Linked DNA regions of Homo sapiens: regions 1 and 3 are each linked to region 2. Evidence: chromatin loops called from intact Hi-C (ENCODE). Cell type or tissue: CD14-positive monocyte. All regions are shown on one strand. Each heading gives the region's core, and the rest is flanking DNA. Links, peaks and the distances in the headings are about the cores only. Region 1 overlaps LOC105377043 (a long non-coding RNA gene). Region 2 has its middle 82 kb from the start of CTNNB1. Region 3 has its middle 280 kb from the start of CTNNB1.

What was found. Hi-C counts contacts between places; a loop is a spot of excess contacts. Peaks named below come from ENCODE experiments on the same cell type or tissue, not always from the same donor. Only the 100,000 strongest peaks of a DNase experiment are listed, where the experiment ranks them.
Region 1: it touches region 2 in a loop (1.9-fold over the local background); 3 of 110 quality-filtered maps call a loop at or near these places.
Region 3: it touches region 2 in a loop (4-fold over the local background); 2 of 110 quality-filtered maps call a loop at or near these places.

What each region holds. Positions count from the first base shown.
Region 1 is chr3:40,796,324-40,807,074 of GRCh38, forward strand. All of the region lies in intron 2 of LOC105377043 (a long non-coding RNA gene), which reads left to right. Among named protein-coding and RNA genes, the nearest start is that of ZNF621, 280 kb to the left of the region's middle. In CD14-positive monocyte, for the core only: no CTCF peak of the experiment used is centred there; DNase peaks (open chromatin) are centred at 2,460 and 4,258; H3K4me3 peaks cover 375 bases; H3K27ac peaks cover 1,706 bases.
Region 2 is chr3:41,111,886-41,122,636 of GRCh38, forward strand. No RefSeq gene overlaps it. Among named protein-coding and RNA genes, the nearest start is that of CTNNB1, 82 kb to the right of the region's middle. RefSeq lists enhancers at 3,253-3,547, 5,668-5,797. In CD14-positive monocyte, for the core only: no CTCF peak of the experiment used is centred there; a DNase peak (open chromatin) is centred at 5,736; H3K4me3 peaks cover 381 bases; H3K27ac peaks cover 1,684 bases.
Region 3 is chr3:40,916,778-40,927,528 of GRCh38, forward strand. No RefSeq gene overlaps it. Among named protein-coding and RNA genes, the nearest start is that of CTNNB1, 280 kb to the right of the region's middle. RefSeq lists an enhancer at 3,190-3,739. In CD14-positive monocyte, for the core only: no CTCF peak of the experiment used is centred there; a DNase peak (open chromatin) is centred at 6,564.

The DNA of each region.
Region 1 (10,751 bases), core at 2,373-7,372, 320 kb before region 2:
TTCAGCATTGCATAGATCACAGCAAAAATTAAATCTATGGCATTTTCTTTAGATAAAAGCTTGTGATCAGTGCTACCTGTAGTGTTCCAGTTGTCCCAGGAGCTACAGACGTTTTTAACTACTGAGATGAGAATGAAGGTTTACACTGTGTTCCTGAAGAATGAATAATGGGAGCTACATTGTCATTCTTATATTTTGTGGCAGGAACTTCCTGCCATCTTGCCGTGAGCTAATTATTGGTTTACCTCATGAATGGGCAAAGTCAGTTAATACATTCCCAAAAGATGGTACCCTCCACCCCCTGCCAATATTCTAGATGGCAGGATGTTCATAAAGTATTAGAAAATCCCAAGGTCAGTAAAATTCCCAATCAAGAACTCAGAATGTAGTATGTTGAGTTTGATTGTGTTTTTGCAGTAATATCATTAATAATCAGTTGTTGATAAGCTTAGCCAAGTCACATTTTACAAAGATTTAAATTCCCCAACAAGATCAGCAAGACGTTCAATGACTCTCAGTAAAGGTAATGTGTAAGTGTCTCAGCTAAATTGTATTTTCAGTCTCTATAGAGTCTTACCTCACTCAGACTAGAGTGCTGGAATAAAGTATGTTACCAGTTCAAGGGCATCTTGTTTGATTAAATATTCAATCAATCTCTTATACAACGCAAGAGCTCCATTTATAGATTTCAAGGGAATTAGCAAAATCATTATTGAAGGCTTTAAGCAGACGATTGACATGTTAGATTTGTACTTTAGAAGGGTCTTTCTGACTGTGGTGTGGAAAAAGGCTTGGAGTGATAAAGATTAGCAACAGGGAGACCAGCTGAGGTTCTACAGAGAATGGAAGGGTCTGAACTGGGCCAGTAGTTGTAGAGTTGATGAGGAGCTATGTACCTGGGCATCAGTCTAGACTCACAGCTCCCCAGTTACAGGGCACATAATGGACCATGGGCACTATTGCTGTGATCTAAATCCAGCCTCACGTTTGTGTTGAAGCCATGCTTCCCATGAGCTAATGTCAGCCAGTTACCAAGAGTGGCAGTAATACAAGTACGGGGATGTTTCTGGGAGACCTGGAGCTCCCCTAATGGTGTTTGTGGCTTAAAACTCCCCAGTGGCTTTGCGGAACATTCCTTGCACTGCACAACAGTGTGACACTTCCACCCAACCTTCTCTCCCTCTTTTCTTCATTCGAGGTCGCACTCATTGTGAGCTTCTCCTGGCTTCCTCCACATTTTCTCTCATAGATATTTTCCTTAACAAAAATCCTTGCATGTTTAACCTCACCTTGGCATCTGCTTCTTAACGAAGCTGGAACAACACAAGGGCAATTTCAAAAAAATTTTTTGTGTGACGGAGTCTTGCAATATTGGCCAGGCCTCAAGTGATTCTCTTGCCTCGGCCTCCCAAAGTGTTGGGATTACAGGCATGAGCCATGGTGCCCAGCCAAAAATATTTTAAAAGTAGAATTGGCAAAGGAATGAGGGAGAAATGAGTCTCCTACCTCTCCCCTGTTTCTGAGTAGCAGGAGGGTGGATGGTAGAACCCAAGAGAGGAGCAGGTTTAGAGTTGAGGGTTTCTTTATATCTCTATGGTTTCTGTGATGACAGAGGAGACACTAATGCCTGAGAGACCACTCTTTGCCTTTTCTTACTTCTAAAATGTATAAGAACGTTGCTGTTGCTGCTTCTTCATCACCTGAGGTTTGATTGTAATGGTGCAAGTGTTACACTACTGTTATTAATTAACTTCATTCCACCCTTCAGTTGTAATCCCTGCACTCTTCCAAGAACGTGACCATTCAGGTCTCCATGCTTTTTCTCTTGCTGTCCTCTATTCTTTTTCTAGGCTGTCCTCAGCCTGGAAAGCTCACCCAGAATTGCCTTCTGAAATATTTGACTTGCTGGAAGTGGCTGTGTAGGAGAATGGGAAAGCATAGTGTTTCAGTCGCGAGCTGGGCTCTTCAGCTCCAGCTCTGCTGCTAAGAGAGGCAGCTGTGTTGGTCCTGGAGAGGACTACAGGGAGTCAAATTCTTGTTCTGTCACCCATGAGCTATATGACCTTGGACAAGTTATGTCATCTCTCTGTACCTCGGTTTCTTCATCCATAAAATGGGGATGGCAAGAATCTCCATCTCATAGGGTTCTTGTGAGGTTTAAGAAGTCAAGCTTACAAGATCAGGAGATTGAGACCATCCTGGCTAACATGGTGAAACCCCGTCTCTACTAAAAATACAAAAAATTAGCTGGGCATGGTGGCAGGCGCCTGTAGTCCCAGCTACTCCGGAGGCTGAGGCAGGAGAATGGTGTGAACCTGGGAGGCGGAGCTTGCAGTGAGCTGAGATCATGCCACTGCACTCCAGCCTGGGTGACAGAGCAAGAGTCTGTCTCAAAAAAAAAAAAAAAGAAAAAGAAGAAGTCAAGCTTAACAATGACTGGCACATTGTCTGTGGTCAATATGTGAGTGGAGAATTTTTAACCTTTTTAAACCTGTCTGGGTCCTTAGTTGTAAAGCAAAGGTGTCAGACTAGATGACCTTATCAGTTGGTAAAACCTAATTCACATGCTGCCTGACCTGCTCCCCCACTCCCACTCTGAGAGCTCATCATTCCTTCCTAGGCCTTTCCACAGTGTGCTGGGACACCTCTAGTTGGTTCTCATGCCAGTTTTGCTTTATGTTTTACTTGGTTGTGTGCAAATCTGTCTACTCCACTGGATAGGAGGCTGTTTGAGTGCAGGGAATATTTTTCCTTGTAACCCCAGAGTGATCAGCACAGCAGGAACACAAAAATTCTTGTGATTAATTAAATGATTAAGGATGGCTTCTAGAGAGAGATGGTCAAAAGTGGGATTCTTTTTAATAGCAGATATGTTGATTAAATTCTCACTTGTACCAGTCACTGTGCTTAAGTACTTTTTAAACATTATCTCACTTAACTCTCATCAGCCCTAAAGATAGGCATTATATTCCCATTTTGCAAATGAGAAAAGAGGCTCACAGAGATTTAGGAACTTGCTAAGTGAGTGGCAAAACTGGGATGGAAACCCAGCTCTGTTGGCTTCTATAGACCATGTTATTCACGCTACATTGCCAGAGTCTTTGATGCTAAACATTCCTCAAACTCTTATAGACTAATTTGTGTTCATTATGGTCTGAATGTTTGTGTCCTCCCAAAATTCATGTGTTAAAGTCCTAATCCCCAGTGTGATGGTATTTGGGAGTAAGGCTTTTGGGAGGTAATTAGGGTTAGAACAGGTCACGAGGCTGGGGCTCTTATGATGGGATTAGTGCCCTTGCAAGAAGAGAAAGAATCTTTCTCTCTTTCCATGCTCATACATGGAGGAAAGAACACGTGATGACACAGCAAGAAGGTGGATGTCTATAAGTCAGGAAGAAAGTCTCACTAGGAACTGAATCTACCAGCACCTTCTTAGACTTCCCAGCCTCCAGAAGTGTAAGAAATGTCTATCATTTAAGCCACCTAGTCTATGATAATTTGTTATAGTAGCCCAAGCTAAGACAGCGTTGTATTTCACTTCCATCTTGGCCACACACTCAATAAACACTATGTTGTCACCTGCCTGCCAATTGCACACCTCCCCATCCATCCCTGGCAATTTTGGTTGTCATTCCAGGCTGGCTCTCTCCAGTGGTCCATGCACTAGACCTCTCCCTCCCCATCAAAAACATCCTGTCCGCTCAGAACCTTGCCAGTTGGATGCGTTAGTGCACATTAAGGTGTTAAACAGTTCAAAGGGTTGTTTCTTTGGGCCAAGACTCTTGCTCAGGCTATTGATAACTTGAACCCCACATAGCAGCTCTTTGAGTTCAAGGCAGGCTGGTGGGGAGATACAAGGGGAGCAGAAGGGCCTTTTTGTCCCTCCTGAATAAGATCTCAGCTCTCAGACACTGTTACTTATGCAATTCCATCAGTTTCTTGAGAGAGGTATGATCCTGGGGGGAATCTGTTAATAGAAACATAAATCTAGGAAGGCCTCAGAGCCTCTCATTTCACAGTTAGGTAACTAAAGCCCAGCAAGGTTACTCACAATGACACATCCAAAGTGGCAGAGCCAAGGCCAGAAGGAAAGCTCTGTCAAGGAAGGCACATCCTTCTTAGAGCAGGGCTCACTCTTGCATGCATTCCCTGCTTCCCTTTCTTTCTCCTCCTCTCACATACTTCCTTGTTGCTTTTGTTGAGCAGGAGGGCTAAATCACAGCCAGTTTTCAGAGGTCAGTTTCCAGGGTAGGCAGGTGCTGAGGTTATGCAACTACATGGTGAATCATTCTGGAAGGACAGCTCAAGCACATTCTCATGTGGTCAGCTCCACAGGATGTGGCATTTTTCTACAGCTGCAGAGAAGCTGGAACAATCCTATCTGCAGGATAAAACCCCTCTTAAGAGTTTTAACTGTTTTAACCAAGCCTTTGAGGAGCTCTCCGCGCAGCAACTACAACAATCCTATGGGCAGCCACGGGGGATGGAAAAACCCTTTACAAAGACGATTTAACCCCCAAGTTTGGGTAAATAAAATGTGGATCTACCAGGAGAAAATAAATATCCAGGAAAGGAGCCATTCCTTAGAAAATTATAAGTGACCCAGATTGACTCAAAATTAGAAAACCTGTTCAGACCAATAATTATAGAAGACCCAGAAACATTGTCCAAGAATTAACTGAAAGAAAAGTCACCAGTTCCTGGTAGGAATATAATTGAGTAATTAAAAAAAAAACTTTTAAGGAATCATTTTTTGTTATTGTATAAATTATTTTAGAACATAAAAATGTGAAAAGCTCCTCTGATTGATTTCACAAAGCAAATTTAACCCTGGTACTAAACTATGACAACTGGCATTCCCAAAAGAAAATGCTGAACCAATCATCTCATTTACAAGTATAGATATAAAAATTCTAAATAAAGAGGCTACCACTCAAAAGTATACTGAAAAGAATATGCAGGTATGCAAGTAGGGTTCAGGGTACTAGGAATGCAAGAATGTTTCAAAATCAGGAAAGCTAGAAATAGAATGAATCACGTAAGTAGACCACAGAGCATTAACACAGTCTACATCTATTCCTGATGTTTAAATACGAGTAGAATGATATTTACTTGAGGTGCTGGTTATTCCCAGTTTTTGCTCCCAGATTTGTTTTTCTCCTCCCTTTTCAGTTCCTGTTTTGTGTCCTTCTGTGGCTGACCTCCACAGACCACATCTTTCAGGCTCTCAGATCCTCTGTCTTCAGACTGTGCTCAGCCATTGGGTATGGGCAGAGGAAGGAAGGTGAAGGGAAGGATGCTTGGAGTGTTTGTCCCCTCTATCCCTTTCATCCCCTGCGGTTTCAGCAGTGGCAGTGTTCAGCAGTGGATGTGTTCCTCCTCAACTGCAGCTCCTCTAGGCAGACCTTCCGGCATGGCTATGACTCTCACAGGCTCCAGTGATATTTTTCCCTCCCTTTTTTCCTTCAGGTTTACGGGTATTAACAGATTCCCACAGTTGCTATTCCCTGGACACCTCACCATCTTTTTGTGGTTCCCTTAACCCGTCCAATCTCTATGCTTAGTTTCCTTGTTCAATTCTGTTTAGTTAAATATTTTTCGGCATATTGTCTTACTGCCAAGATCTTGACTAATACATCCAGCATGATGAATACTATTTATCATAGATCAATAAAGAGTATTATATTTATTAGAGTAATTAAATTATCTCATAATGTAATAATAGATGGAAAACCCTGAATTTTCCTCTTTGACAATTTTTGGGTCAATGAGAAAATTGAAACTGAAATTTCAAACTCCATGACTTAGCAATAATAAAATACTGCATGTCAAAATTAATGTAAGATGGCCAAAGCTGATTTCACAGAAAAATAAAGCCATAAACACATATATTAGACACTACAAATGAAAATTTTAAAAAATGTGCTCCAGAAGTTAGGAAAAAATATCACAAGTAGCATATGGAAAGCATAAATAATAAAGTAAAAGCAGAAATTAATGAATTACAAGACTGAAAAAGAAAAAACAAATTTTAAAAATTTGAAAAAATCATATTAGAAATAAAAAATAAAAAATTAGAAAGAAGAATTAATGAAATGTACAGAGGACATTCAAAAAAGTTTCAGGGAATGTTTGGCAAACCTGGGTACAAATTAAATTGAAACTTGGATGAAATAATTAAGTGTCTTAGAAAACACAGAAATTACCAAAATTCACCCTAGAGAAAATAAGAATTCTAAATAGATGAATAATCAGAAATTAAGACTAAAACATACCCTAATCACCAGGCCCAGATGGTTTCTCAGGTAAATAATTTCAAATGTTCAAGGAACAAAGAATTCCAATACTTAAACTGTCTCAAAGCACAGCAAGATAAGAAGAGCTTCCACGGGAAGCCAAAAATAACACCACCACTCAAATCAGAGTACAAGGAAGATGACCAAACTCATTTATGAATATTGCTGTTAAAAATGTATGAATAATAAAAATTAGCAAGTAGACTGCACAGATAAAAAAAGAAAAGGTCTCTGTCATGAAAGCAAAAAAGAAGATGGGATACCTTGGTAATAAAAATTCTGCAGGTTACTGGGATCCAAGCAGTCCATTTTGATACCCAGAGATTTGCAACAGCTTAAAAAAACTTGCAGATGAATCATATAGCCTACAAATATGGAAAAAAATTAAGTAAAATTTTGGTATGTAATCAATGCAAAAAATATATATAGATGGTAGTCTATTTTTATCATTTACTATCATAAATTATGCTCATCTATTATTAAAAGTTTAAATTTATCAAAACTTATGCATACACATACAGGCCATACATGTTGCCTTTTGCATGTAATGTAAATATACAATACATGCAATATATTGTATTTTGAGAGAAATGTAAATATACAATATTAAATCATAACTGCATAAACTTAATTAGAATACATACTGTACTACTGTAATAATTTTGTATTTACCTCTTGTTACTACTGGGTCAGCTCCAGTGTTGGGGATATCTGCTTAAAACACCATGTGCTGCTATTCATCTCCTTGTGAACAGTTTGTCTCTCCAGTAAATTGCATATCACATTAAAAAATGATCTTTTGTGGTTTCCATGTATTTTTCATATTGCAATACCATAAACCTTGAATAACATCATGGGACCCATACAAACGTGCCAGTACTTGAAGTGCTCCCGAGTGTCAGAGAAAAGTCATGACATCACCAGAAAAGACAGAGTTGCTTGATATGCACCATCAATTGAGGTCAGCAGTTGCAGTTGTTCACCATTTCAAGATAAATGAAACCAGTGTAAAGATCAAAGAAAGAAAGAGAAAGAAAGAAGAAAGAAAGGAAGGAAGGAAGGGAAGAAAGAAAAAGAAAGAAAGAAAGAGAAAGAAAAGAAAGAAAGGAGAGAAAGAAAGAGGAAGGAAGGGAGGAAGGAAGGAAGGAAGGAAAAACAATTTCATGAAGCCATCACTGCATTAAAAAAAAGTGCATGAAACCTTGCACTTTTTGTGAAGTACTTTTTATCACATATTGAAAATGTGGCTTTTCTGTGGGTGCAGGATTGCTATAAGAAAGGCATACCTTTATACTCTAATATGATTCAAGAAAAAGTGAAGTCATTATATGAAAACCTAAAGCAAATGGAAGGCAAAGAATCTAAAGCCTGAGAATTTAATGCCAGAAAAGGATGGTCTGATAATCTTAGCGAAAGGCCTGACTTTTAAATGTTAGACCTAAAACCATAAAAACCCTAGAAGAAAACCGAGGCAATACCATTCAGGACATAGACCTAGGCAAGGACTTCATGTCTAAAACATCAAAAGCAATGGCAACAAAAGCCAAAATTGACAAATGGGATCTAATTAAACTAAAGAGCTTCTGCACAGCAAAAGAAACTACCATCAGAGTGAATAGGCAACCTACAGAATGGGAGAAAATTTTTGCAATCTACTCATCTGACAAAGGGCTAATATCCAGAATCTACAAAGAACTCAAACAAATTTACAAGAAAAAAACAACCCATCACAAAGTGGGCGAAGGATATGAACAGACACTTCTCAAAAGAAGACATTTATGCAGCCAACAGATACGTGAAAAAATGCTCATCATCACTGGCCATCAGAGAAATTCAAATCAAAACCACAATGAGATACCATCTCACAGCAGTTAGAATGGCAATCATTAAAAGGTCAGGAGACAACAGGTGGTGGAGAGGATGTGGAGAAATAGGAACACTTTTACACTGATAGTGGGACTGTAAACTAGTTCAACCATTGTGGAAGACAGTGTGGCGATTCCTCAGGGATCTAGAACTAGAAATACCATTTGACTCAGCCATCCCACTACTGGGTATATACCCAAAGGAATATAAATCATGCTGCTATAAAGACACATGCACACGTATGTTTACTGTGGCACTACTCACAATAGCAAAGACTTGGAACCAACCCAAATGTCCATCAATGATAGACTGGATTAAGAAAATGTGGCACATATACACCATGGAATACTATGCAGCCATAAAAAATGATGAGTTCATGTCCTTTGTAGGGACATGGATGAAGCTGGAAACCATCATTCTCAGCAAACTATGGCAAGGACAAAAAACCAAACACCGCATGTTCTCACTCATAGGTGGGAATTGAACAATAAGAACACTTGGACACAGGAAGGGGAACATCACACACTGGGGCCTGTCATGGGGTGGGGGGAGGGGGGAGGGATAGCATTAGGAGATATACCTAATGTAAATGACGAGTTAATGGGTGCAGCACACCAACATGGCACATGTATACATATGTAACAAACCTGGACATTGTGCACATGTACTCTAGAACTTAAAGTATAATGAAAAAAATATATATATATAAAATAAAGAACAAGTGAAAAATTATGACATATATAAGGTATTAATAAAAGTGCTTCTTAACACCAAAAAAAAAAAAAAAGAAAAAGGCTTGACTTTAAAATGTCAAGATAACAGGAGAAACATCTTCTGCCAACTAAGAGGCAGCAGACAAGTTCCCAGACACCTTCAAGAAAGTCACCAAGGAGAAAGGACATTTGCCTGAACAGATTTTTAATGCAGATGAAAGTGCCTTATTCTGGGGGAAAATGCAACAAAAGAGATTTATGAGTAAGGAAGAGAAGTAAGCACCAGGATTTAAGGCAGAAAGAGATAAGCTAACTGTATGTTGTACAAATGCATTCGGGTTTATAATCAGGACTGCCTTTATCTACAAAGCTGCTAACCTCTGGGCCTTGAATTGAAAAGACAAATATGAGCTGCTTGTCTTTTGGTTATACAACAAAAATGCATAAACAATGAGAACCCTTTTTCTGGATTACATCCATTGATGTTTTGTCCCTGAAGTAAGGCAGTACCTTGCCAGTAAGAGACTGCCTTTTAAAGTTCTTTTGATATTCGACAATGCCTCTGGCCACCCAGAATTCCACAAGTTCAATACCAAGGGCATTAAAGTGGACTATTTGTCCCCAGACACAATGTCTCTAATTCAGCCTGCAGATCAGGGGATCATAAGGACCTTTAAAAAATCATTACATATGGTACCTTATGGAAAGGATTGTCAATGCTATGGAAGAGAACCCCGTTAGAGAGAACATCATAAAAGTGTGGGAGGATTACACCACTGAAAATGCCATCGTTGTCACAGGAAAAATCGATGAAAGCCATCAAACATAAAATAATAACTTTCTGCTGGAGAAAACTGTGTTCGGATGTTGTGCATGACTTCACAGGATTTACAACAGAGTCAGTCAAGGAATTCATGAAAGAGATTGTGGATATGGCAAAAAAAAAAAAATAAAGTGGTGGGTGAAGGGTTTCAAGATATGGATTTTGGAGAAATTTGAGAACTAGTAGACACCACAGCATAGGAATTAACAGATGATGACTTGATAAGGATGAGTGCTTCTGAACCAGTGCCAGATCATGAGGAAGAAGATGTAGAAGCACCAGTGCCAAAAACTTTAGACAATCCGACAAAAAAAGTTTTAATTATTCAAGAGTAGTTACGACTTCTTTTGTGACAAGAATGATACAGGCACTGAAGCTAAAGCAAATGGTGGAAGAATAATTGGTACCATACAGAAACATTTTTGGAGAAATGAAAAAGCAAAATGTCAGACAGAAATTGTCATGTATTTCCATGGTTACACTAAGTGTGCTTGCCTCTCCTGCTTCCCCTTCCACCTCCTTCATTTTGTCTGCCTCTGCCACACCTGAGACAGCAAAACCAATCTCTCCTCTTTCTCCTCCTTAGTCTATTTAACCTGAAGACATCAAGGATAGAGACCCTTACCATGATCCACTTCCACTTAATGAATAGTTAATATATTTTCTCTTACTATTTTCTTAACATTTTCTTTTCTCTAGCTTTATTGTGGGAATACCATATATAATATGTGTAACATACAAAATATATATTAATCAACTGTTACATAATCAGTAAGGCTTCTGATCAATAGAAGGCTATTAGTAGTTAAGTTTTGGGGGAGTAAAGAGTTATATGATTTTCAACTGCATGGAAGATCAGTTCCCCTACCCACTGCATTGTTCAAGAGTCAACTATATATTAGTAGAATAAGTATCTAATTTTGGAACACTTTCATCACCCCAAAAGAAAACCTATACTCATTAGAAGTCATTTTCTCCATCCCATTCCCACATACCCTAGGCAATCACTAATGTACTTTCTATCTCTGTAGATTTACCAATTCTGGACATTTC
Region 2 (10,751 bases), core at 3,482-8,481:
ATCACTCAAGTCCCACCTTATCTGGAAATAAAATTCCTCCTTTGGCCTTTCTCTAACCCCATCTCCCAATATTCCTGGGCCTTACTCAGACTTAGGAAGTCAATCCTGCTTCCAAATGCCTGGTAGAGTGAAAACACGAATCTGCTCAGCTCCCACTCCTATTATGGTTTCTGTGGCTGCCACATGGTGACACCATTAAAAATGGGTTCTGCGGCCGGGTGCAGGGGCTCACATCTGTAATCCTAGCACTTTAGTGGGCCGAGGCAGGAGATTTGCTTGAGGCCAAGAGTTCAAGACAAGCCTGGGCAACATAGTGAGACCCTATCTCTACAAAAAAAAAAAGAAAAAAAAATAGCCCGGCATTGTAGCACACACCTGTATTCCTAGCTACTCAGGAAGCTGAGGCAGGAGGATCCATTGAGCCCAAGAGTGTGAGGCTGCAGTGAGCTATGATCACACCATTATACTCCAGCCTGGGTGACTAAGACCCTGCCTCTAATAAAAAAGAAAGAAAAAGAAGAAAGAAAGGAAAGGAAGGAAGAAGGAAGGAAGGAAAAAAAGGAAGGAAGGAAGGAAAGAAAGAAAAAAAGAAAGAAAGAGAAAGAAAAAAGAAAGAAAGAGGGAGGGAGGGAGGGAGGAAGGCAAGGAAGAAAGGAAACAGAAAGAAAGAGAAGAGTTCCTTCAGACTTGCATGGATGCTCCTCCTCTAGGGTCAGAGCCACAGTGCTCAGCTGCAGCCCAACTCTTAAGAGCGCTGTTCTCATACAGTCACATGACTGAAGGATACAACCAATGTCATATGCAGCTGGTCCAGCTGTGCACAGAAGCCTCTCCTGTATAGGCCTCTGCACAGTCTGTGTTGCCCCAGCTTGGGCTGCAGGGTTGCAGTTCTTTTGATTGACATCCACATGATCAGCCAGTTCCATATGCACAGCTGGAAGACCATCCAGCCACAGCTCTCCTCCCTATCTCGGCCCTAGCTCTTGCCCCACTCCCTGTACCCCCACACACCAGCCTCTAGTCCCTGCTGGTGAGCCTGGCTCACCAGCCCAGGCCTCCTTCCTCCCTGGTGTGTTCGCCTTTGGGCTTCTTGACGTCCTCCTGCCAGGGAGCCTCAGTCAGGATAATCCAGTGTACCAGAGAGGTCCTAATGCCTCAGAACATTAACAGCTTGGGGTACCCCACCAGTCACATCCCCTCCATTCTCCTCTATTCTTCACTCACTCAACTTCCATCTTCCTACCTCCCCTCCCAGGAAGCCTAATGATATGGGCTGAATAGTGTCCCTGTAAAATTCACATGCTAAAGTCCTAACCCCAGTACCTCAGAATGTGACCCTGCTTGGAGATATGGCCTTTAAGAAGGTAACTCCGGTAAAATTAGGTCATATGGGTGGGCCCTAATCCAATAGGACTGGCTCCCTTATAAGAAGAGGAGATTAGGACACAGACACACAGAGAGGGAACACCGTGTGAAGACACAGGGAGATGAGGATGGCCTCTGCAAGCCAAGGAGAAAGACCTCAGAGGAAACCAACACTGCCGGCACCTTGATGTTGGCCTTGTAGCCTCCATAACTGTGAAAAAATTAATTTCTATGGTTTTAGCCACACAGTCTGTGGTACTTTATTATGGCATCCTGGCAAACTAATACAAAGCCCCTTGCAAACTTCCCCACCATCCCTCCTTCCAGCTCTGCCTCCCAAGGGATATTAGGAAGAGCCAGCTTTGTTCAGGCACAAGAGGTGTCCTCCCTTCCCCGAGGGCAGTGGTGGCCTCCTCATCTTACATGTTAATGACAAAAAGGAGCCATTCTCATTTACAAGGTAACTTCCTGCATCCCCCAGCCAGAGAAGACACTGTAGGCTTCTTCTACTACAACGTTTCACTACCATAATTGAACCCACCCAGCTACCCGCACTGACTCCCAAACTCAGGTCTGTGAGCTTTTGTTCTTGCCTTGCACTGTCAGCAAACGTTGGTCCTCCCAATGCTATGGCATGGTAATGACACCACTTAATTCTCTATTTCACTCTCTAGAATTGGTGAGGGAATATACAGAATGTTATTTTTCAAAAAAATTTTAGCTGCCTGGAAGGAAGTCTCTGCTCTCATACATAGAAAAGTAACAGGAATATTATCTCCCTCATGTGCAGAGCTACCTTGAGTGCCTAAGGGACTTCCCCAGAGAGATCCAAAGCAACACTGGGTCCCTGAGATGGGAGTCACTGCTAATTTGGTTCCCTGGGTCACATAGAACTGGAAGGAGGTGGCATAGGGAGAAGGAGGCTGGTATTTTCTCTCTGCTCACAGGACTGCTCTACACTTTACATTTCCCAAAGGCCATAATTATTTCCCGGAGAAGAAATTCAAATGACCCAGATAGTTAATTCAGTGAGATTGGCCCAGAAAGTATTTACCTAAAAGGCAGTTTTGTCGAAAAGAACGTCACAACATAGTCAGGGCTTGCTCTCATTGCCCGAAAAATGCAGGGGCCAGATCCAAGGCTGTAAGCCTAATAATTAGAGAGGGCAGGAGGTTCTGGAGTTTGGAAGGCAGAGACAGGAAGGGAGAGTCAGAGAGAGGGAGGCAGAGTGTGAAGGCAGGAGGGAACAAGAATGAACGAGAGAAACAGAGAGAGATTGTCTTGCCAGCCACTCAACACAATGACCAGCTCAGGGGCTATCCATGATGCACCTGGATCCTAGAAGTTCCCTCTGCAAGGAAAAAAGTAGAAAAGCAGAGAAGCTTATCTTTGGCTGCCTCCATCTCCCTTTTCATGCTCATCACTGACCAGCTAGAACCATGTTTTTCTTCCTCCAAGGCCCCAGGTTCTCCTCCCACCATGACTGAGCAGCAACTTCACATTATCCCCTGCTGTTATCCCTAGTCCAAACACTAATTCCCTTAGTATAATACAAAGAGCTCAGCTTTGAGTCAGGAAGGCACTTGCTGGTGGAATTAACTAACACAGATGCTGTGTGTCCAGCACCATGCTCAGGATTAGACATGAGCTGACTACATTGCCATTGTACAAATAAGAAAACGGAGTGGCAGGTGCTCTACGGAAGCGTGATGATCTCAGCACAAGGCATTCCACTGGACGTAATAAAAGCAAATACTCATTAAGCAGTTACTACGTGCCAGGAACTGTGCTAAGGCCTTTGTTGGAAATTATTTCATTAAATTCATGTTTAAAAAAAAAAGTAAGTATAATTATTATCTCCATGCTATAGATAAGGAAATTAGGAAAAAAGCCAGGACTTAAACCCAGGTTTAATCACCGTGCCATTAATGAGCACATTACTAGGCCTCTTTGTGCAGGAAAATGTTGCAACAGATTGTCAAGGTCCTTTTCTCCACCCTCTCATCCCTGTCCAATGAACAACCCCAGGCAGCTACCAACAAATTGACCTTCAACCCCTGAACTCAATGATAGGTCTTCGAAACAGCCAGAGTTGAGTTACATGGGGTTAGAAAGGCTGTGCTTATGGAGAGTGACTCTGTCGTTCGTGTAGCTATGGCATGGTTTGCACTCTTGGGGAAGGGGCTTTACCTGCTTAATAACCCTGACCTCTACCCACCCTGCACTCTTCCCTGATTGGATGAGGTCGAAAAAAGCTACTGAGAAGTTCTTGTGTCTTTGGGCTCTGGCAGCCTGCAGGAGACCTGCATTCTTCCCTGCTCCCCAAATGTAGGGTCGGCCCCCACCTGGGGAGGACTGCAATGGTTCAGCAAAGCCTGCTTGAGATGTAAGTCTGTCTAATCATAAGTTTGGTATTTTGATATCCACAGTTGCCACATAGCTAAGGTTCATTCTCTACCATCAGCTTTGCTGGTGAGGATGCTGATTTTCCGTTGTCAATCCAGAGGCTTTCTAGATCTGCCTCAATGATTCAGAATCCAGGTGGAGAAGAGACATGCTATACACTGGACTCAAATTCCAACAACAGAAGTTGTCTTGTACAGAGCAAGAATGGCAAATGGGCTGAGTAAAACTAAGGGAGCCCTAAAAGAGTTAGACTAGTTCTAGGTGCAAATGTCAGTACATAGTCCAACCAATGAGAGTTCAATGACTCAAGATTAAAAAAAAAAAAACAGGCAAAGCAGTGGCTCACAACTATAATCCCAGTGTTGGGAGGCCGAGGCAGGAGGATTGCTTGAGCCCAAGAGTTAGAGACCTCCCTGAGCAATATAGCAAGACTCCGTCTCAACAACAACAAAATTAGCCAGATATGGTGGCACACACCTGTAGTCCCAGCCATTCAGAAGGCTGAGGCAGAAGGATAGCGTGAGCTCAGAAGTTCAAGGCTATAGTGAGCTATGATCACACCACTGCACTCCAGCCTGGGGACAGAGTGAGATCATGTCTCCAAATAAAAAATAAAGATAAATTAAAAAGCACTTTCTACTGTCCCATTACTTGAGTCACAATATTTCAATGCATGCAAAAGTATATATAGGTATTTATCCAAATAGGTAGCTATCTCAGGTGGGTAGGCATATAGGAATTGTGAATTTAGTTTCATTTTTTTCATTTCTTAGGATTTAGAGTCTATTTATGTGATATTTGAGGATCCTGCTTCCATGGACTGACATTCTTGCAAGCCCAAGCACAGAGCTGACTCTGCCAGCATCTTTTCCAGTTCTACCCCACCTATGAGAACCCTAAGAGTTAGGGACCACACAGGACAGATCAACCCTCTTTGTGATCCTGGCTGTGCCACTTATCACATTCAGCCTGTTTCCTCCTCTGGAAAAGAAAAATAGCAGGACGTCCCTTGCAAGGTATTTTTGAGGACTAATTGATAAGTGCAAACAATTTCTGAATGTTTATAGTCTTAGTTTGAAGGAATAAAACTTAAGTGGAGTTAAAGATAAAGGGCAAAAAGACCAATGAGAGAAAAGGGGCTAGAGACCATGTGGGGATTTAGTGGATTTAGTGCTGCTTGGAGGAAAGCCCCTGGGCAAAACAAGATTAACTTCTACAATCTTCTCCAGATTCTGAGAATGCACCAGATCACGGAGCCTAAGACCAATGTCTTGGTATTTGGCCTACACCTTACCACACAATCGTGCATTAAAAGCATAGCTCAGGGTCAACAGGACCCCCTGGTTTCCTGTGTGTCAGTCTGGCCTTCCCAGTCAGAACACAAGCTCCTTGTCTCACACGGGGCGTCTCTGTGTGCCCCGCAGCCCTGGGTGCAGAGCAGACCCTCAATAAATATTTGCAGATTGTCTGCTGGGAACGAGGCCTGACTTACTCCAGCTGCATCACAGACCTTCTGCCACCTCTGGGGCCCGTGGCTGCCTTTCAGACCTCAATGATACAGACGAAATGTGATTGCTACCAACTGTGGATAAAATAACCGTTTCCTTATACTCCAAGGGGAGAAAAAGCCAAGGTAGAGGCCTGGAAGGCTGTGGTGGCCACTGCAACAGGGCCCATGTGAATATCACAGACCTTCCATTTCTGTGACATAGGGAAAGGTCAGGTGAATGCTGACTTTTCTGGCTGGCTGGGGCATTACCAGGGCAGTGCAGCAGGGCCCATAGGAGAAAAAAATGGATGGGAGGACAGGAAGTCACCAAAGAGCCCTGCATTCTGCAATGATGTGGCGCTCTGACCACGCCCAGCCGCCCAGCAGCTCCAGCGAGGAAACAACTTCCTTTTGTGGTCTGACCCTGGCTGGCCGCCAGGGCTTCAACAAGAGCCTTGTGATGTGCACTTTTGAAATGTGTTGGTGGTGCGGAATGGCATGTCTAACTCGTGTTTAGTGCCCTTCAGCGTTTACGTCTCTTTCCCACGCCCACTGACGCAGACTGGCTGCATGTGGGGAGCTGGGGTAGTCGGCCAACCCAATGCCTGACCTTGTGGCCGGGGCACTTGAGACACGCTTCCTTTTCCCCTAAACCTGGCCTCAGTCAGGCCAAGGGTACGGCTCCCTGAAAGGACAAAGAAAAGAGAAAAGGAAGCCTGACTGATACTAGCTGCCAGACAGGCATTATGTTGTTTTTAATCTTCATGACAATTCTGTGGGGTTTTATGGCCTCCCTTTTACAGATGGGGAAACTGAGGTTCAGAGAAGTTAAATCTTTTTCTCAGGGTAAACACAATTAGAGCATGGGGAGCAGGGACTCCACCCTAGCCTGTCTCCTCCAATGATCAGACTCTTTCCAGACACCACAACTCCTCTCTTAAGACCCCAGGGTCACTCTCCTTGGGGTCAGAGGCAGCCACACTCCATGTTTCTATTGCCTGCATCCACGTCACAGATCAGAGTTTGAGAAGGGTCAGAGTCAGCCAGGTCAGTTCTCTCCATGCCCATACTTTGCTTTAAAGGCTTTTCACTCGATTTGGGTTGTTAATTCTCAAAGTATGTCCGTCAACGTGCAAAAGTTACTGTGCATATTCTTTTCCCACTGTTTTCTTGTTTTTCTGTTGTTTGTTACCTAAGGTAGCTCCTGCCAGTCTCTGTGTGTACTAGGCAATTCGTGCATTGCTATAAAGAAATACCTGAGACTGGGTAATTTATAAAGAAAAGAGGTTTAATTGATTCACAGTTCTGCAGGCTGTCCAGGAAGCATGGCAGCATCTGCTTCTGAGGAGGCTGAGGAGGCTTTTACTCATGGCAGAAGGCAAAGCAAGAGCAGGCACGTCACATGGTGAGAGCAGGAGCAAGAGAGAGAGAGTGCTAGGGGAGAGGTCCCACATACTTTTAAACAACCACATCTCACAAGAGCTCACCACTATCGTAAAGACTACACCAAGCCATGAGAGATCCGCCCCCGTGACCCAAACACCTCCCACTAGCCCCACCTCCAGCACTGGGGATTATAATTCAACATGAGATTTGGGTGGAGACAAATATCCAAACTACATCACTGTGGAAACACCAGCAAGTTGTCTGAGTGGTCTCTAGGAAACCCAAACCCCAACCAGTGGATGATAAATAGCCCCTCGTTTGTGAAGTGCTAACACCTTGGTGACACAGCCCTTCACGTCCCCTCCACTCACGTGATCTGGGAGGAGCTGCTCCAACCACACAGCCCCTGCCTTGGGCTAGTGCCCTCAGGAGATTAGAGTTCGAAGGCACATTGTTTATTTGGGAGGTAATCCCAGGAAATTCCAATAGGATAGTAAGGAAAGTGAGACGGGGAAGGAAAGGACAGTACAGGGGGTGTTCCTGATCAAGATGCCTCTGTGCGCAACTGGGCTCAGTCCCATGATGGCTCTCTGGGAGACTGGATAGGACATGCCTCAGAGTTGTGCCATCCAAGGGACAAGGAAGCTGGTGCATTTGCACACCAGTCATTGGTTTAGGGCTGCTCCCAGGTCAAAGTCCCTAGGCAGAGAGAGACATGTGGCTGCACACTTGTGGTGGCTCATACCTATAATCCCAACAATTTTGGAGGCCAAAGCAGAAGGATCACTTGAGTTCAGGAGATCAAGACCAGCCTGGGCAACATAATGAGACCTCATCAATACAAAAAAACTAAAAATGAAAAAATTAGCAAGACATGGTGGCCTGCACCTGTAGTCCTAGCTACTTGGAAGGCTAAGGTGGGAGGATGGATTGAGCCCAGGAGTACGAGGTTATAGTGAGTTATGATCACACCACTGCTCTCCAGCCTGAGTGAGACCCTGTCTCTTAAAAAGGAAAAAATTGCATGCTTGAGGTCAGCAGGTATATGGAAATAAAAGGTGCCATGGGAGATGGGCAGCTGCCAAGAGCACAGCAGGAGCCTCCATGGTGGTGCCATACAGGCTACCAGGAATGCAGGACAAAGCTCTTGCCCTCTTCCCTTCCTCCTCCTTGTTGGTTTAAATTTGGAAGATGCTACAGCAAGGGCTGTAGGCTGCCTTGTCTGCCTGCCTGCACACTTTCTCAGGGATCTCAGACCAGGGAAGAAACCATTAGGGGACCCTGTCCAGATTGGTGGAGTCTGAGGAGATAAAGATGGGGCACGTGGACTGGTAATCACTCAAAGGCAAACCTTCCAGAGAGCAGAAGAGGACTGACCCAGAGATCCCTTGATGAACCTAGCACATCTGCTAAGTGACCACTTGACAAGCTGAAAGACTGCAGTGAAAGCCTGCAACAATTGTAAGATTTCCAAACTTTTCCCAGGAGTTGTCCGCTAGAAGCAAAGATGACTGCAAAACAGAATCAAGCATGGCTCCTCTTATAAACACAGGGTGGGGTTGGGGCACAGGAAGAAGGAATTATTTGCAGCCTGTGGGAGGGGTGAAGGGTGCTGTGCCCCATTCCTTTACTATCCAGCAAGGAAATGACTGCCTCCTTTTCCTCCCATCGACAATCCTCCTCCTTCCTTCTGTTTCTGTTTGTCTGGATTCCCTCCGCTTATCCCTGCGGGCTTCTTATCCCCATCTGGTCTCTCTCTCCTCCTTCTCCCCACTCCCCAGCCTCCTCTTTTTGTGTCTCCCGGGGCCACTGGGTCCCGAAGGTGCCACATCATTATCTCCTGTCTTACTGCTCTCCCTTCATTCTCTCTCACTCTCCCCCGCCTTTCCCTGGGCTCCCAAAGGCTCCTTCCTCATCCCTTTTTAGAGACTTGTGTGTGCCTCTGTGAAGGGTTTGGAGTTCCCGCAATAGGAGATGCATACATAATTAGTGGGAGGGAACGAGGCATATGTGTCCCAGTGGCATGTTGCCTGTGTAGGTTGCAAATGGAGGCCTGGCAGCCTCGTCCAGTGCCAAGAACTGCTCTGAGCATCAGTCACCAGCAGCCTTCCATTCAACCACCTCCTTTTAGCCACGATCAACATTTCAAAAGGGAACGCACAAGGCCTACAGTAGGTTCCTATAATTCACCCAAGGGTTGAGCCTGCCGCTGGGAGACAAGCTGCATTCTTCTCTCTGAGTGAGCTATTTTTAAGAATGCTCCCCCTTCGTTTCCAGTTCCCATTTCAGCCCAAGCACTGAATTAGATTCTTTCTTCATTTTGTAGGCCCCCGCCTCTGTTATTATATAAAACCATTTCAGCCCTTAAGGAGTTGGCATCTGACATCCACAGCTTCTGAATCCCCAGAACAGAGAAGAGAAGGAATAAACAGAAGGGAGGGAAAGAAATGTTCTGTTTCCGCTTCAGCAACATGAATTGTCAGACAGTTAAATAGCAACAAAGTATTTGGTGTTAATCTTTAATATTCCCAGGAACTTATCACCTCCTCGTTCAATCCCAGAGCTGCCATTCTCCAAGTGATTCTGGCGCCTCTCACAAGATATCACACCTTCTATTATGCTCTTAAAAAAGTATCCACCAGAGGGGAGTTCTTAGTGATTAGACCGAAAAAAAAAAATGTGAAGCTGCTCCTTGCTATTTGCAAGGAAATGACTGAAAAGGGGTGAGCCATGGATTCCTTCTCCATCAGTCTTGCCTGTGTTAAGCAGACCCTGCCTGAGCTCAACTTCTGATGTGATCTTTCCCTTCCTCAGGCTCCAGAGTCAAGGGTGGTATTTGACAAATACCAGGGGAAGAAGGCAGCCCGAGAAAGTGGAAATGGAGAGGGGTTGGGGGCAGTCACCATAGCTGACTGTGCCTCCACTGACAGCAGCTCGTTCCCACCCTAGATGAGGTAAGCCAGGTGGCTTATCTTGTCATGCAAATGACAGGATGCTTCCTTAATATACACCGTGCATATGTCATCTTAATGTGGGTTCCCCCATAGGCAGATCCTGAAGCCAAGATTTCAGTGGAGGTAGTTTATTTGAGGAGTTCCTAGGACCACCTGTAGAAGAGTCAGAAGTGAGACAGGAGGGAAGGAGCCAATAAGGGTTTGTTGTCAAGCAACACTGTGGGCAACTGGAACTTAATCCCCCTGGCCAACTCTGGGAGTCAGTACAGAACACACCTCAGAGTTATTACACAAGAAGGGCGAAGGAGCTGGAATATTTCTCTACCAACTCCTGCTAACCCTTGGTGGAGGACTACTGGGAGGAGGGCATGAACTCTCTGGCTGTTTGGGCTTGTGCACACTGTCTGCAGAGAATACTTCCAGCAAACAGATGCAAGCACTGGCTGTTGAAAGCAATGGTAAGCTAGAGGGGATATGAACATGGCACATACAGCAAACATCAATGACCTATATCATCTGTGTTTGGGGGTTACAGCTACAAAATAAAGAGCAGGAATCTAAATTTAGCATATAAACACTGCCCTCGCTAAACCAAACTCTTATCCCTGAGTATCTCCTGAGTTTCCAGGTATCAAGCCACATAAGGTCTAGAAGTCTTCGTTCACCCTAACGCCATAGTGGTCAGGGACTTTATAGAGGAAGGGTTTCTCCTGTTTGTAGAAAGAAGTGCCTGGATCAAAGTTCCTGTCCGCCCCACAGATTGCAGGACTTCATAAGGCTGACCATTCCTTTCTCCCTTCTTCTGGAAGCTGTGGGTTTAGAGTGTGCCCAAGCAAAGCAAGGCAGGAAAGAGGAAGAAGATGAGTTACTCCCTCCCTGCCTGTTCACCTCTGCCATCAGTCTCTTCCCAAAACATGGATTTTTGTAGAAACTCTGATTGTTTTATAATGTGTCCACTGACACTCTCCCCCTCCTGGCTCCATGAGGACCAGGACTGGGTCTTTTCCAGAATTGGACCATCAGGTGGTAGATACTCAGTAAGCTTTTCTTAAATGAATGAATGTCATCATTGCCCAACTTAGAACCTCCTTTGGCTCCCCATTACCTATAGGATCAAGTCCAAATCCCTAGATATGACATTCAAGGCTTTT
Region 3 (10,751 bases), core at 3,559-8,558, 200 kb before region 2:
TATGCCATTGCTTGGCTAAAATCTTCACATACATTATATAATTTAATCCTCAGACTAACTTTTCAAGATAAGTATCTTTACTTCCACTGTTCTCTGTGAGGGATCTGAAGCTCATGATTCCTAAGCATTTTGCCACAAATCAAATAGCCAGAACTTGGTGAAGGTGGAATTCATGCTCCCAAAGGTCAAGGCTCACTGGGATTTTTACAGTGTCGTTAAAGGAAATTCCACCAGTAGGAAGGACAGATCAAGCAAACTGCATTAGGACAAGAGTTCTTCACCTACTCTTGTCCTCTCATTTATATTTTCTTTTTATCTGTGCAGGCAGGTGCTGTGGAATGAGTGTTTTCTGTTTTCTTCTCTTTATTTAAATATGTTTTGGTAACAGTTAAGTACTTCTATAAGCCTACCCACTTCACCCACAAAAATTCTCTCATCCATACCTTCCATGTTTCTGGAAAGTTAAATTCTAATAGTGCCTTTTCCTATGAAGCGAGTCCATTCAGAAGAGCAAGTGATAAACAAGCACAGACTTAGCCATTGGTACCTGAGGGCTGCAAGGCCAAGCAAATCCATTCTCCATCAGGATTTCCTGGGGTCAGAGGTCAGAGCACAAAGAGGTTCCAGCTGAGGGGCAGGAAAATAGTACTGAACCCAAAAAGGGAGAAAGAAGGACCTGCTCCATAAAAGCAATGTAAAATAAGGCTCCACTTTGGAAACCTCTGTAAGCCGTTCACCATCCTGTCCCCCAGCTTATTCTTGTTTCCCTTTAGCCCCAACACCAACACTTTGGTGTCAATTACAGAATTCATTTTGAGGCTACAAGTGAAGGGAAGGGGATAGGGGATGAGAAGGTGATTCAACACATACATTCAATCAATGGTAAGACCAGATCACAGCCCTGTCCCTGCTAGAGTAGCCAAATGTTCGTTTACCTGAGACTGAAGAGCTACCCTGGTTGCAGGACTTTCAGTGCTAAAATCTGCAAAGTCCTGGGAGAATGATGACTTGGTCACCCTAATCCCTGCTGACCTACTCTCTAGAAAAATATACAGGAATAATTTATAACCCAGAAGTCATTTATAATTAGATATTAAAATAAATACCAAGATTCATTGAGTTAAAACACTTAGGATTTGTACATTTTTCTGTAGTATTTTACATTTTAATGTAAATTTTACTTTTAAAAGATCTCTAGTTTTAGAAGGTTGTTATTACTGTGTCACAAATAATAACTGCTATGACTTCATAGGTTACTAATCAGCAAACAGTTTAAATATTTAATTTGAACTCAGGTGATCTGTTTACAGATAATTATACAATGTAAAAAGATAGAGGGAAGTTTGTCATTAAAAACTGATTGCATTTGGCAATAACAATTGAATATTTTAAATTTTAATGTTATATGTTGCAACATTATCTTGTAAAATAAAAACTATAATAATCTATTCAAATTACAGTTATCATATAAATATCTATTATTTGCTTTTCTTAACATTGTTGAGTCAAGTCCTTAATTCTAGTGAAAAGTGAATACAAATCTGTGAAATATTAATATGAATTACATTTTAGAAAATAGGCTTCATTGAAGCATCCAAAAATAGGAAAATAAAATAATGAAAATGAACCTCAGATTTAACGTATGTGGATATTATGAGTCAGCCCATAGGTCAGGACTTTATTTAAAGCCTCACTGCTTTATTTAAAATGTCAGAAATGGTAGTGTTCATTTGTTCAGATCCTAGGTGAATACAGCAGGCCATCCTAAATTACTTTGCATATGTTGCTTTTAAGCAGAAAAGCTAAGGATAACCCGGGAAAGAAAACTTGCAATTTATTTAACATCATGACCTATATATGCAGAAAGGTAGGCCCCTGCTCTCTGTCATGGATAGGAGAGAAGAGAGGATGCCTATGCTCTGGTGACCGCACCTCTTAGATAACGCAGGCCAACTGCTGTCCTGTTTGTCCCTGAGGCGAGAGCGAGGAGATGCGAGGAACACAATGAAGGAGGGGACTCTAATGCTTCAAGGGGTACTGCCAATCATGGCACACGAGAAAACACATGCAATTCATAGTGCCAGTCAGCACTTACTTCGACTGAAAGAAAGTAAAATGAGGCAATAACACCCAGACCTTGCTAAAATGTACAATGTTTCCCTTTCTTACTCTCTTCATATATCTCCATATATCTCTCTTTGGGATGACTATTTTCTCCAAAGGAGACAGTGTCTGTTGGAATGTGTATGTATTTGAGGTGATCTATATCAGCATCTGTGATGGTTCATGTTCTGTGTCAACTTCACCAGGCTATGGCCAGCTGTTTGGTCAAACACCAGCCTAGATGTTGCTGTGAGGGTACTTTTTAGCTGTGATTAACGTTAACAATCAGTTGTCTTTGAGTGAAGATTAACATGAAATCAGTAGACTTTAAGTATGCAGAGTGCCCTCCGAATGACAGTGGGCCTTGTATAATCCATTGCAAGCCTTAAGAGCAAGATGGAGATTTCCTGAAGAAGAAGAAATTCCCCTCAAGACTGCAACATCAACTCTTGCCTGAATTTTCACAAATTTCAGATTTGCTAGCCCACACAATTGTGTGAGACAATTCCTTAAAGTCTCTCTATTATATGTAATATAAAGTTCAAAAGCTATAGAGAGAGAGCTTTCAGAAGTGCTCTCTCTCTCTGTATATGTATATATACACACATAGAATATGCATTATGTATAGATATATACATATAATCGAGTATGTATATGTATTCATATATATATACATATATACACACACACACACATATCCTATTATTTCTTTTTCTCTGATTTCTCTGGAGAACCTTAAGTAATGCATCATCCTTCTGAAAAGAAGATCTAGAACATTACAACCAACCACTGTCACAAAAGGACTCTAGTACCAATCAAGCTTGCTAGAATGAGGCTGTCACACCTGACTAGGAAGGTCCTTCTGCTGATTCTAGCAAGCTGAGGAAAATGGTAGAGGGTAGGTAGAGGGTAGGTAGAGGGTAGCTTTCCCAAGGCTCTTGGTTGACCACAGTTTGTTCTGCTTAAAATATAGTATATATGTTCTTAAGAAGTCTTGTTACAAAAGTACCCATAAAGACGAGCTTCAGTTGGAGAAGGAAGGGGATTCAGGCCTAGAGACTTTCAAATGCTCAGTAGTAAAGTCCTGTTTATCCTGTGGGAATTTTGATCATGATAATTTTTAATAGCTGCAGAATTAATCTGTAAAACCCAAACATCACTGAGCAGGGTTGGACCACATCTAGTTTTTGCTCGTGGGTTCAGGCCTTTCTTCCCCTTTCTCTGCCAGCAGTTTCATTAGTTTAGGGAGCCAAACCACATGAACAAAGTAGCCTCCTGCATTGAGGGTTGGTCCTAAGAACTGCTAGTTCGTCATTACCAGGCCAGACTAACCAAAGACTTCACCTGAAAAGCTAGCCTTGTCCTTAGGTAGTTCCCTCACATTCAATTAGCATTACAAAAACACATGGTGCAGGGAAAAGGCTCTCATTTCAGTGTGAGTCATCCTGTGGGCAACTTGTGATCAAGGTTTTTCAGCTGTGAGCTAGTAGAGTTAGGTGCAGAGATTTAAAGTCCCCTCATTCTTTTTTCTTTTAGTCAGTTCAGAAGCTAGAATTGGGGGTTTGCAATGCAATGGTAACCCCAAGAATGCATGGCATATTCCCTTAGAAAAGACTATTTAAAATCAGAAACCCAATTGGATGCTTCTGCCAGTATCTACCAAAGATTGATACTTTGATTCTACAGATGAGTCCTGCACACAAAGACGTGGAGACAAGGGGCACAGTTTGCACTGGGGAAGCTCGAGGTCTCTGACTCCACCTCACATGCCAACCATAGTGGGTTGTAGATATATCCCAGAATATATTCATTAATCTACAAATAACTATTGAGTGCCCGTGATATGCCCAGTACTTTTCTAGGTGCTGAAATCTGTGTGCCCAGTTTCCCAGAAATGGTCTGGGTACGGCACCTCTCTTAAGAATCTTTCATTACAGGGAGAGGTGTATGGAACTTGTGAGCTTGGCACTAGTACATGAGAATACTTGTGGCTACAGTGAGACAGAATATTCTTGATGGGAATATTACATGTTCCAGAAATCTGTATGCATAGGCCATAAATTAATTGCCTGATCACCTTACTTGGTACAAATTCCTCCAATTTCCTCTCCCACAACCCTACTAATGGGGAGTTTAAAAAGATGAAATGGCAAAGACACAGTGGTGCCCAGGCCACAGCTGGCCAAAGGTCCTGAGAGTTTTCAAACTGTATTTTGGTTTGGGGTTTTTTGTTGTTGCTGTTTTTTTTTTTTTTTTTAATTGTGAAATATACTTACTCAATTATCAGGCAGAAAGGAGAAGGAGAGCACCCTCAAATGTAGAATGTAATAAAGTGAGGACTAAACTCTGATCTTTTTCTTCTCTTGCCCAAATTCCTATCTAAGGGGACTGGAGAGTCATACCCTACAAACCATAAAATCTCATCAGAGGAGTTTCATTTAACCCTATATAATGTGGCCTGCTTTCCAATGTTGACTCTGGCACAATACCACATGCCAGACAGAAAAACGAAGGAAATCAAAATAATTTATCCCTGAATATGTTTCTTTGTCATATTTTTAAATGGCCTGCATAGCTGTTCAGTGGCGGTAGGTGGGGCAAGGGGATTGCATCTGTAAAGAATATCTATTACTATAACTAGATCTTTTCCCCTTCCAGTCTCTCCCAGTCCTGAAGAGATTAACTGAGAGTCCAACATCTTTTAGAGATCTGAATAGCAAACACTTGTCAACTAGAGTCTCTAAGGGCAGCCACGCATGAGGCTTCATGTACATAACAAGAACCGCAGTCTCCACAATCCCTTATCTTGAACCTGACACTCCTTTCTGTTGATTCCAGGACTTTAGATCATAATAACAATTCTTTCAACCAATTGTCAGCCAGAAACTCTTTGAATCCACCTATGACCTGTAAGCTCACCCCGCCCAACTTAGAGTTGTCCCGCCTTTTGAACCAAACCAATGCATACCCCATATGTATTGATCATGTCTCCCTAAAATGTATAAAACCAAGCTGTGGCCCAACAGCCTGGGCACCTACTCAGGGCCTCTTCAGACTGTGCCTCAGGCCTTGGTCACTAATATTTGATGCACAATAAACCTCTAAAATATATTACAGGGTTTGACTCTTTTCACTGACAAAAGGATAATTTTTGAAGATAAGGACAGGGTTAGGAAGACAATAGGAAGACAATAGATAAGGACAGGGTCAGGCCTTGGTCACTAATATTTGATGCACAATAAACCTCTAAAGTATATTACAGGGTTTGACTCTTTTCACTGACAAAAGGATAATTTTTGAAGATAAGGACAGGGTTAGGAAGACAATAGGAAGCAGGGAAGCACCTGGGGCCAATGGCTGTGGGGAGCACTTAGCTCCCCCAGTCCTGAGGTGGCAAAGGGAGGGTGCGACTACCTGCACGAGAGCTGTGGCCTTTGGGGAAGGACCACAGCATTCGTGTGTGGTTTGGCAGAGAGGGAGCAGAGGGGTAACCTCCCAACCTAATGTTCCCCTCATCCTGCAGTTTCCTGCCAGCACCTCCCATAGCCACACCAAAAACAGGGATGGGCCAGGCGTGGTGGCTCACGCCTGTAATCCTAGCACTTTGGGAGGCCGAGGAGGGCAGATTACCTGAGGTCAAGAGTTCAAGACCAGCCTGCCCAACATGGTGAAACCCTGTCTCTATTCAAAAATACAAAAAATTAGCTGAGTGAAGTGGCGTGTGCCTGTAATTCCAGCTACTTGGGAGGCTGAGGCAGGACAATTGCTTGAACCCAGGAGGCAGAGGTTGCAGTGAGCCCAGAGCGTGCCACTGCACTCTAGCCTGGGCTACAGAGTGAGGCTTTGTCTCAAAAACAACAACAACAACAACAATAACAACAAACAAAAACAGGAATGAAGGAGATGCTTGCTACAGTCCATAAAGATGAGCAGGATTGGAAGGGCAAATGGAAACTCACCAGCACAACTGCCATTCAAACAACGCATCAACAGCAAAAGTGCTAAAGCAGTTTGTATTGCTTGAACTCCTGCTCCAAGGTAAGGTGAGAGGCACCAGGAACTGCATTCTCTCATTTGATCCTCCTCACATAACAGTTGAGTTATGTGAACTTCTGGATAAGGATCAAATCTGAAACTCTTAGAGCCCCAGAAACAGAAACAGTGTTATATCCATGGGAGGCAGGAATGAGCAGTTCCTGTCAAACCATTTGAAAAGAAAAAGGGGACTCTGAACAGAATACGGGGGGACGGGGTCACTAACAACACAATAGCTCTCCCCACCTCGCCACGTGCACAACTCATAGCCTGGACTCCTGAGTTCTGGTCTCCAATTTGGCCACTAGCAAACCTACCTAAAGGAATGCTTGGTTCCTAGTCAGTTGTGTTGACACAGAGTGAATGGAAATGAATTACTTCTCACTTCCTGGTTTGGAGTCTGTAAAATTATCACACTGTCACAGAAACAAAATTAGTCAAAGCCCCAAGTGAGTCATTAAATTAACACCCCGTGAACTTGACTCTCCTTACTTGATTCATAAGACAGTTTACAATTTTAAACACCATTCTTGGGGAGGAAAATTTAAAAAGGGCTTGTGTGGAACTTTCTAGATTGACTTCTGGGATCGCCCAACTGATGGACATCCTCCATTTTTAATACATTGCCCTGTTGTTGACCCTGTTGTCAGGTTTGGTCGTTTGTGATTGCATGCAGGTGACTTTCTGTAGCTAGAATTCCACACCCTCATAGTATTAGAATCTGGTTTACCAGTTAGGATTGCATTGACCCTTGCAGTGAGCCTCTGATGCCGGCTGGAACTCAAACTCAGAGAGGGAGTGTTCATAGGCTCCCTAAGGGTTGGCTGCATTGGCACTTTTACAACCTGTGTTAATGGCCAGAAGCATATTCCTTGACCAGTAGGCTTGTTCTTATGGGCAGTGGATGAGGCCAGCCTAGCTCACCAGGTGATGGGTCATTAGGTAGCTGGGAGGTGGGAGGCCAGAGGTCACAACCTCCTCTTTGTCTAGCGTGTGAGATGAGGAAAGTGACTCCTGGGTTAAATACCCATCTGTGCTGCCCATGGTTCTTGGTGAGAGTCTAGCATCCCATAAAACTGAGCCAGCCTTGTTCGGCCCCACCCCCCGACTCCCACCTCAAGTGCTGAGCACCTGCCTATCAGCCCTCAAGCCCTCCCCTGCCCTGCTCTGTGCTGCAGATGCCAGCCATGCAAACTGCAATTCCTAGGCTTCCTTGTCTACTGGCTTCTGCTTAGGTTTGGCTGATGGAAGGAAGACAGACAGGACATTGGAGGGTGGGAGGGAGGAGGGTAGAAGCCAGGGTTTCTCCCCTTATCTCTCGGCTTTGGCTCTCATGTCTCAGGCAGTGGCAGCATCTTCTTCATGGATCCAGCTCACACCTTCAGGGCTCAGGTGACAGCACCTCCACCTTCGTTCCTCCTACCTTAACTGTTGCTGACCTCTAGGTCACCTCACTGTCTCCTTCTATGTGCCCTATCAGCTTTTCTACTAACTCCAGTCCCCTACACCAAATTCCTAGCATGGGTTCTGTCTTCCTGTCTGGAACCATCTGATCCTCTGCCTCTCTTTTTATTACTTAAATAGGCTCTGCTACTTGCTCTTTCTAGTGTCTTCTGCAAAGATCCAAAATGCCTCTATACTTTCCACTAAGAGATCCCTCCCTTCCTTGGTCCTGGCCAGCCCAGAGCAGTCTGGACTTCGGATTCCTGGAGAAGGGTCTCTTTACAGAACAAGCAAGGCCTAGGACCTTGAGCCCAAGGTGGCAAGCAGCCAACTCACTTCTACCTCCCTGAATTCTGAAAAAGCCCAGAGATCCCAGCATTTGCACAAAAGGTCACTGCTCATTTTAATCAAACCACATTGCTCTGAATGGCTGGGCTGTGGCCTTCAGTCAAGATTTCCTGCATGGCAGATTTTCTCTCCTCTTGGACAACAGTGATACTTGCTGCAAGCATCCAATAGGGCTTGAAATTACCCTGGCAAGTTGTTTACTCTTCTTGAGAGTGGCACTAGGCTCTGAGCAGTGTTTGTCTAGCACCGTCATTATTTTTATTAACTATACCCTTGCACTTCCAAAGTGTGCTGTAAGCTCTGTAAATATTTTATTAGCCTTTGTAATTAGTCGTTGCATTTCACAGCCCTGCTGAGAAGTGGGTCAGTGTGACAATCCCCATTTTACCACTGATGTGGAAAAGAGCCACCCAGAGATAGGAAAGAGGCCTTGGATTTGAGGGCAGAGGGTACAGTTCTTTCTCTTTCAAGGGAAGGCATGGACTTTGCTGGAGTTTATAGGGATCTGATAGTGTGCAAATACTGAATAAGAAGAACAACTCTCCGTCCCCTGCAAATGGATGAAATTCCCTTACACAGGAAGGTGTTGAGAACTGGATTTTAAAAATAGGAAAAGTGGCTAATGCATAGAAGCTGCTATCTCATAGTAGCCACCCAAGAACCTCAGTTCCCACTGCTCTCCCTTTCTTGCCTTCTCATTACTACCTAACGCTTGATTTATTCACCCTTGGAGGGGGATGGGGAGCAGGAAGAAACAAAGACAGCTGCGGTCTTCAAGGAGTGTGGTCCAAGAATGTGACCTGTAAAATCTCTTATTGGAGATAGTTTATTTGTTTTCTTTTGTGATCAAGTATATGTTGATTTCTAAACATGTTTTCCAGGGTGAACAAAATCATAGACAGCTATTAAATTAGCTTGTTGGCTGTAATATTTAAATGCTTTCTACATTGCTTATTTTTAATGCCTTAATATACTGAATAATGAAAGCTGTAATAAAACCTTCTACTATCATTGTGATTTTATAAAATTCTCCTTATATTTCTAGGAGTTTTTGCTCTTTAGTTTGCTATTATATTTTTGAATGCACAAAGGTCTGTAGCTGTTCTATCGTCCTCAAGGATTATTTCTTTTATCATAAACAATCTAGTTCTTTTCTTCAATTCATGGTGTAAGCCTCAAATTAAGTTTTATAGTAAAATGTCATCTTTCTTGTTTTTTAATTGTTTGCATTTGCCTGGTATATCTTTGATCTCTAAAATCAAGATTAAAATAAACATTTCTTTATTTTTTTGCTTTTAAGTATGTCTCATACACTTTATACAGATGCAAATTTTGTGGGGTTTTATTGTAGCCTGAGAGTCCTTTTTTTTTTTCAAGAAAAAGGAGAAGTCAACTCATTTATGATTATTAGTTTAAATGGTATATTTATTTTCCTTTTGTTCATGTTTTCTATTTATTATACTTGTTGCTACTGATTTATTTTTTTGTTAGTATGTGCTTGACTGAGTTTTTTTTCTATACTACCACCCCCCAACTACCACCATTAATTTCCAACTGTTATTATGCTTCTCCATTTTGCTAGTGGGTTCCTCCCTATCTTCATTACCATATTTAAGCCTATATTTCCCATTGATATATGAGATGAAACAATGGCCATTCTGTCCCCAACAAGACATTTTGCCAGCCCAATTCCCTTTACCACTCCTTGTGAAGGGAACTTTGGAGCATTTCTTACTTATTATAGCATTTCTTTCCTCCTTCAACTTTCAGTTTTGCTAAGAAATTATCAATTCTAAACCATTAGTTTTCCTTTTCAAGTATTTATCTACTGCTGCAAAAATTCTGCATTTACACTTTGCATTTCCTTGTTATAGTATCATCTTCCATTTAGATCTTTTTTAGAAAGTAGGTTATTTAATTTCTTTCCATTTTTGCCTTTGTTTAAAAGTTTTTAATCATTTTAGACTTTTCTTGGGTTTGCCAAGAAAGCAAAGGCTGACTGGGACTATGATCCAGAGGATGGCATGAGTGTCCAGACAGTGACAGTGGGAAGGAGGACGATAGGACAAAGATGCACTATTGCTCAGCCATGACTGCAGGTGACTGTTTGCTCTATCCAGGGAGATGCCATGAATCCTGTCTCAAAACTGTCTGTCCAGAGGAAGAAAGAGGATGTGTTTATCCACCAGCTCAGGACTCTCCACTGGTCAAAAGTTTGCCTTCTGCAGCGTTAACTCCCTTGCATTTCCAGGTTGCACAGATGTGGGAAGTGAGTGGGTTCCCACAGTGGCTCCTGCCTGGGATTTCACAGAGAAGCCCAAGAGCATGAAGTCAGAAGCATAGGGCATGGATCTGAGGCAAGACACTGTCAGGTTACACCTGCAGGAAGCTGGTCAGATCCTGTGTAGAACTGGTTACCACAGCTAAGGTTTGAATAACACAGGTGAGGTAGAAACTACCTGAAGCAGTACACAGAGGGTTTACAATGCAAGTGTAGTGCCTACAAATAGTTACACAGTCAAATCATATCAAAAGATTTAGAATAAAGAATTACAATTCTCCTGCAACCCTTCCAGTCCCCAAGCCCACTTCCTAGAAGCAGTTTATTTTTGCCTCCTTGAACTGTTTTCTCCTGATATTAACCTGCATATTTCTAAGTAATTTTATATTGCCAGTGTTTAGAATCTACTGATCCCCTGTTTAAATGATTTAAAATTTCATAGTAATATCACCAAAGGCCACTTCTCTGCTCCCATCCTTCTAAATGCTAACTAGTTTTTTTAATACAGTCAATGTTTACATTATTGTGCCTATGTAAATGA